2 separate regions of the Homo sapiens genome follow, and region 1 is linked to region 2. The links are chromatin loops, found by intact Hi-C in ENCODE. Cell type or tissue: CD14-positive monocyte. All regions are shown on one strand. Each heading gives the region's core, and the rest is flanking DNA. Links, peaks and the distances in the headings are about the cores only.

Evidence for each region. Hi-C counts contacts between places; a loop is a spot of excess contacts. Peaks named below come from ENCODE experiments on the same cell type or tissue, not always from the same donor. Only the 100,000 strongest peaks of a DNase experiment are listed, where the experiment ranks them.
Region 1: it touches region 2 in a loop (3-fold over the local background); 3 of 110 quality-filtered maps call a loop at or near these places.

What each region holds. Positions count from the first base shown.
Region 1 is chr2:111,099,360-111,102,280 of GRCh38, reverse strand. The region is part of intron 17 of ACOXL (acyl-CoA oxidase like); the gene reads right to left. It overlaps ACOXL-AS1 (ACOXL antisense RNA 1), which reads left to right. Exons shown (of 4, transcript NR_122074.1): 3 at 205-384; 4 at 1,138-2,921. Among named protein-coding and RNA genes, the nearest start is that of ACOXL-AS1, 15 kb to the left of the region's middle. RefSeq lists an enhancer at 1,129-1,178. In CD14-positive monocyte, for the core only: CTCF peaks have their summits at 1,159 and 1,383; a DNase peak (open chromatin) is centred at 1,330; H3K4me3 peaks cover 507 bases; H3K27ac peaks cover 583 bases.
Region 2 is chr2:110,992,701-110,995,621 of GRCh38, reverse strand. The region is part of intron 13 of ACOXL (acyl-CoA oxidase like); the gene reads right to left. Among named protein-coding and RNA genes, the nearest start is that of ACOXL-AS1, 120 kb to the left of the region's middle. In CD14-positive monocyte, for the core only: no CTCF peak of the experiment used is centred there; DNase peaks (open chromatin) are centred at 801, 1,161, 1,561 and 1,871; H3K4me3 peaks cover 1,506 bases; H3K27ac peaks cover 2,011 bases.

The DNA of each region.
Region 1 (2,921 bases), core at 333-2,832, 110 kb before region 2:
GCCAAACTGAAGAAACCAAATCCCATTTAGATTTTCTTAACCTGACTTGAATGGTCTGCATTTATAGGTTCAGCAATGTATTTTATACCACTGAGGAGCATGCAAGGTCAGGAGCAGATGGAAGGGGGAAGGGAAAAGAGAGATTTTCTCGTCTCTTAGCAGGACACTGTTTGTACTCATATTTTCCCTATTTCCCTGTTTTAGAGTCTTTTGCACTGGGAGGAGAAGGTGGAACAGGAGACACCCACATTCTAGTTGGTCCCTGCTGTCTCCAAGAGGTGGTGAACCAGGAGTCCTACAGATGTGAAGCTAGGTTAAAACCAGTTCTGGGGATGCTTTCAAATCAAAGAGGATTTAAAAATGTGACTCCCAGTTGCATTTCCGGTATGATCACTCCATTTCAATGTCATTTCAATAACATCCTCAACTCACTGACCACAGCCAGGGGCTGTCCCTTCCCACCCTGGCAGAGTAGGTCCCTGTGCTTACACCTCATGCCAGCTTCAGTCAGGATGACACAGCCAGGGGTTCTCACTGCCTTGAAGCCAAATCAGATGGGCCTTACTGGATGGGGTGGGTGGGGTGAATGGAGTGGAGGTGAGGGAAACAGTTTTTTTTTTTTTTCCCTCAAATTCATTACAGAGAAAAACAGAAGTCTATGGGTAGGAGGTGAGTGACCGAGAAACCCCATCTCTCTTCCCCACTCCAATGAATGCTTTCAATATGCTGTGCCTAAACCTTAGTTCATGTTACATTCAATTCTAGCGTCTGAATGTGTCTCTTGATCCAGGTGGTCTGGGGAATGAGAAATAGAAGGATGGGAAATCTGAGTGTTCATTAAAAAGAAACATTCAATGTGGCATGGAAAACAACCAACACCGCATTTGTAGGAAGTTCAGGGCACATGTACTGTTTCTAAGCCCGGCGGGTATGGGTGTGGGCTATCTGTTTTTCTTGAAGTTCAGATTTGAGAAGGGCTATATCCCAGCACCATCTTTCCAGCTTAGAACTCTCTCCTAATTTTTTTTTGTGTGTTCTTTAATCACAAGCCTTTGTGACACTAAGCAGTGACTGCATTTATACTTTATGCTTAGATTAAAATAGTAAACGAGTGTAATCCATCTTCTACGTTCAAAGGAGCCAAGCAGCATCCTGGCTTGGGGGCCTGGTGTCTACCACACTTCTGCGCATTCTTCCTCCAAGCCACATCTCCTGAGAATAAAGCAAGATGCCATTGGCAATGTCTACTCAGAACTACTTGAATGACTCATCAATCAACAGGCTTGAATGCTCTTCTTCCTCTATGATTCAACGGTTTGATTGACTGAACTGAAACTAAAACCCAACCCTAGTGGTCATTTTAGACTTGAGCAGATACAGTCAGAATCTCAATCACATGTCATCAGCAGGCCCTCCTTGGCCTCCTTATTGCAGCTGGGCTCCTGAGCAGCTCTCCCTCACTCAGGGAGGAAACGAATGGCTCCTTTCAGTAGGGCAGACGAAGGCTGCTGGCTGATGCAACTGCTCCTGTGTCCACTTCCCAGCAAGGGTGCAAAACAGGATTTGTGCTTGTGCTGGTGAATCTGGGCTTCACCTAGCAAATCAGGGGGACACCAAAATGAAAACAGCCCTAGAGGCATGGAGAAAGCCTCAGGTGCACTAAGGTGCCAACAGAAACGATGCATCTCAGAGTTGACAGTCATGACTCAAATAGGACGTGAAGGCAACATGTGGGTGAGAGTAGCAGCTATGGGTGTAAATATGATCAAATATGGGGGAGGTGTCCAGATTTCTTGGACATGGTTACAATCAGTATTTATTTTCTCTCTTAGTGAACGAGTTTTTGGTTTTTCAATACTGCTAATTTTACAGGCAATTCACTACGTTCCCTGGGAGGTGGAGTGGCCTTCCTCCCTGCTGTGCGTGGGTTACACAGCCTGCCTCACTTCCCTGTGGGTCCTTCATCACCTGCATGCTCACATGATTCCATTATTTGAGCTCATGGCAGGAAATAGAACCTGATTCAACATTTTGCTAAGTATTATTTTCACCACACTGAATAGGGTCCTTTTTTGATCTGCAACCCACAGCTGGGCTGTGGTTCTCTCAACACAGGTAGACTGAAAAGCTTCCTCCTGCATTGATTTCTCAGCATGGGCTGACCACATGTTCACAAGTACTTGTTCTTTTCCATACGTCCCAATGCAGGCAGGCACTGGCAGAGCAGGACAGCTGTGTCCAGGAGTTCAGGGAACAAAATAAGGCTACTGTAACTTCAGTCAACTTCAAGGCACGGTGTAAAATAAAGTAAGAGATTATCAGTCAAATAGCCATTTGCATTAAAATTCTCCACTTTAAGAAGCTGAGATCTTTGCTTTATTTTTTAAAAAGCAAAATGAAGTCAGTTTTAATGGAGATATACAATTGTTAACTGTTGGGTCATTTTGAAAGGCTTTCTTCCTTAAAATGAGTCTCAGCTGATAGCTACTCACTAATGCTGATAATTATCTGAAGCAAAATAAATACAAATGTCTGGGTTAATGAAGACTGAAACAGGATAATGCCTGGACACTAAATTTTCCAAGAACAAGGAACACAATTGTTCTCTACATACCCCTGCAAAAATGCTTAATGGCCAGGACACAGGAATCTTGTGTACTTAGAGACCTTGTTAGGATGGAGCCCCGGGGGCACCACCACTGGCCTTCGAGCCAAGGTCTCACAGAGAGGGCAGCAAGGGGGAGCAGCTCATCCTCCTCCCCAGCTAGGGAGACACTAGGACAGCAGTGGAGTGGAGTCCGAAATCTGCCATAGAAGCCCCAGCTTACTATTTGCTCACTGAGCAGCAAGTCAACCTCAGTTTCTCTGTGCCTACAGGGGAGTAACAGCTGTTCACACTAAAGGGTGCTTGTGAGGATGAT
Region 2 (2,921 bases), core at 105-2,604:
TTCAATATTTTACATAGTCTTTCTTAGTTAACAGCAATGTAATTTCTGTCAAGTATAATCAACCATTATACAATTCATGTATAACTCAATCATTATACAATTCTTTTTTTTTTTTTTTTTTTGAGACAGAGTCTCACTCTGTTTCCCAGGCTGGAGTGCAGTGGCACGATCTCGGCTCACTGCAACCTCCACCTCCTGGGTTCAAGTGATTCTCATGCCTCAGCTTCCTGAGTAGTGGGGATTACAGGCACATGCCACTGTGCCTGGCTAATTTTTGTATTTTTAGTAGAGACAGGGTTTCACCATATTGGCCAGGCTGGTCTTGAACTGCTGACCTCAAGTGATCTGCCCACCTCAGCCTCCCAAAGTGCTGGGATTACAGGCATGAGCCACTGTGCCTGGCCCCCATTATACAATTCTGTCAAGTGAGTTTATAATAATAACTCAACCACTATACAGCTCTATCAAGTGAGTTTATAATAACCACTGCTGGGCATTTATTATAATTATTATAATTGGATATTAATAATCAAATATATCTATTACAAAATATTTATCAATTAATAATACTTATTAAATATATTATATATCAGGAATTGTGTTCATTATCTGCTGTGAATTATTCAATTTTCTCGATAATTCTAGAATACTATAATTATCCAATGTAGAGTTTAGGAAACTGAGGCTTAGCAAGATTTGGTAACTTGCTCAAGGTCACACAGGCAGAACTCAGTCAAGCTCAGGTTTTGTTGGGGAACATCAGCATTTAAAGCAAGAGGCACCCTGGAGGGAAGTGATAGGGCTGTGTGCAAGCACAGGGGAGGATGTGCTACAGAGATGGTAGCTTTCTTCAGCAGGCAGCAATTCCCATCTTTCCCATTTGGCAAATGAGGAAACTGAGGCACAGAGGAGTTAAGAGAGGTAAGCACAGACTCAAAACAACCAAGTTCACAATTAAAAGCTCGTGAGCTTTTCATCATGAAACTCTATTTCATGCCAATTTTATGGACCCACCATGAACCTTTAGATAACCTAGACAACCAGGGGAAGGGTTAATTCACACTTAGGGTTTCCCATAGCACAGCCACCTCTTGCCCTCCCCTTTCCCCACTTCCTGAGGAAGTAAGTTATTACAAGACTCAAATAACTTAAATTCATATTAACTAAAAAAAAACCCAAGTGGCTGTTGTTGCTCAATCAGAAGGCACGAGAGAAACGTTAAGAAGCAATTGACGCAGTGCTTTTGAGATGCCAAGTGCTGAATTAATAATCACCCTCCATTTAGACAGGGAAGAGGAAAGTATTTACATGCCAATTACCGGGACATTTAAAAGATGTCAATGTTTATTCTGAATCTGGGCTTTAAGAAGTTTGGGTTTCTGCCTCAGTCTATTTAATGAAAGATGTAAAAAGCTTTCATATATTATTGAAAAGTATGTTTTAGTCATTCCAGGGGCTGATATTGGAAATTAGCTTCCCTGGAATTCAGACTGTAGAACATGTTTGTCCACCTGAGATTGTGAACTGCACGTGCTGCAGGAAGGGGATCTCACCCACTCGCTGAGTCATGTGAGTCACATGTCATGTAGGTCTAGGAGCCTGCCCAGTGCAGTAGAGTGTGCAGACTTTCTTTAAAAATAGAAACATTGCTAAAGGCAACCTCCTTGTAACTGTGTATTTTACAAGAAGATCCAAATGACTCTATTTTTAAATAAAGTTTAAATTAAATTAAAATAAGTATCATTAGACATCAGGGAAATGCAAACGGAAACCATAGTGAGGTAGCATTATACATCCACCAGAATGACTACAATTAAGTACACTGACATCAAGTGTTGCCCAGGATCTGGAGAAACCAGAACTCTCATGCTTGCTGATGGGAGTGTAAAATGGTGAAATCTCTTTGCAAAATGTTGTCACAGTTTCTGATAAAAATAAATGAACACATACCCTATGATCTAGCAGTTTCACTCCTACTAATTGCCTAAGAGAAATAAAAACATATGCTCACAAAAAAGGTTATACAAGAATGCTCATAGCGGTTCTACTCACAGAAGTGAGAAACAGCAAACATCCCAGGTGTCTATTCATCCATAAGAGAATGATTCTACTATATCCATAAAGTAAAATACTACAATAATGAAAAGAAACAAACTAATACACACAACAACATGGGTGAATGTCAAAAAGTATTATGCCAATTTCACGAGGCAGCTACAAAAGAGTACATACTGCCTGGTTCTGTTTATGTGAAGTTCTAGTATAGAAAAACTAATCTGTGGTGGGAAAATATCAGAAGAGTGGCTGTATCTGCGTAGTGAGATTGTCCAAGAAGGGGCATGAAAGAACTTTCTGGAGTGATGATCTGTATCTTAATATGAGTTTGGTTACATAGGTTTATGCATGTGTCAAAACTCAGTGAATGTACACTTAAGATTTGTGCATTTTATTGTACGTAAATTCAACATAAGAAGAACTATAACTAAATATGTAACTGTAGTTAATGACGCTCATGCTAAATTATTTAGAAATGTGCTGATGTCTACAGTTTATTTTGAAATGGATCAAAAAGAGAAGGTGAATGGATGGGTGAGTTCCATACACAGATCCATAGATATGATAGTGATATAGCAGGTACAGTAATAGGTTGATAGAATCTCCATGGTTTGTACATAAATGCTTCCTGTAAAATTATTTCAACTTTGCTGAATATTTGTAAATTTTACAGCATAATGTAGAAAAACACGTTGGGTGCAAGGCAAAATCTTGACTTTCCTGGACATCTACCACCACCTCCTAAAGGTCCACAGGCTGATGAGAGTGGGAGGGGCCCCAGTGGCAGGCTACCATGCAGGAGGAAGAGAGACAACCCTTGCAGGGACAAGCCAGAGCTGAATGGGGCTATCTGCAGAGCCAGGTAC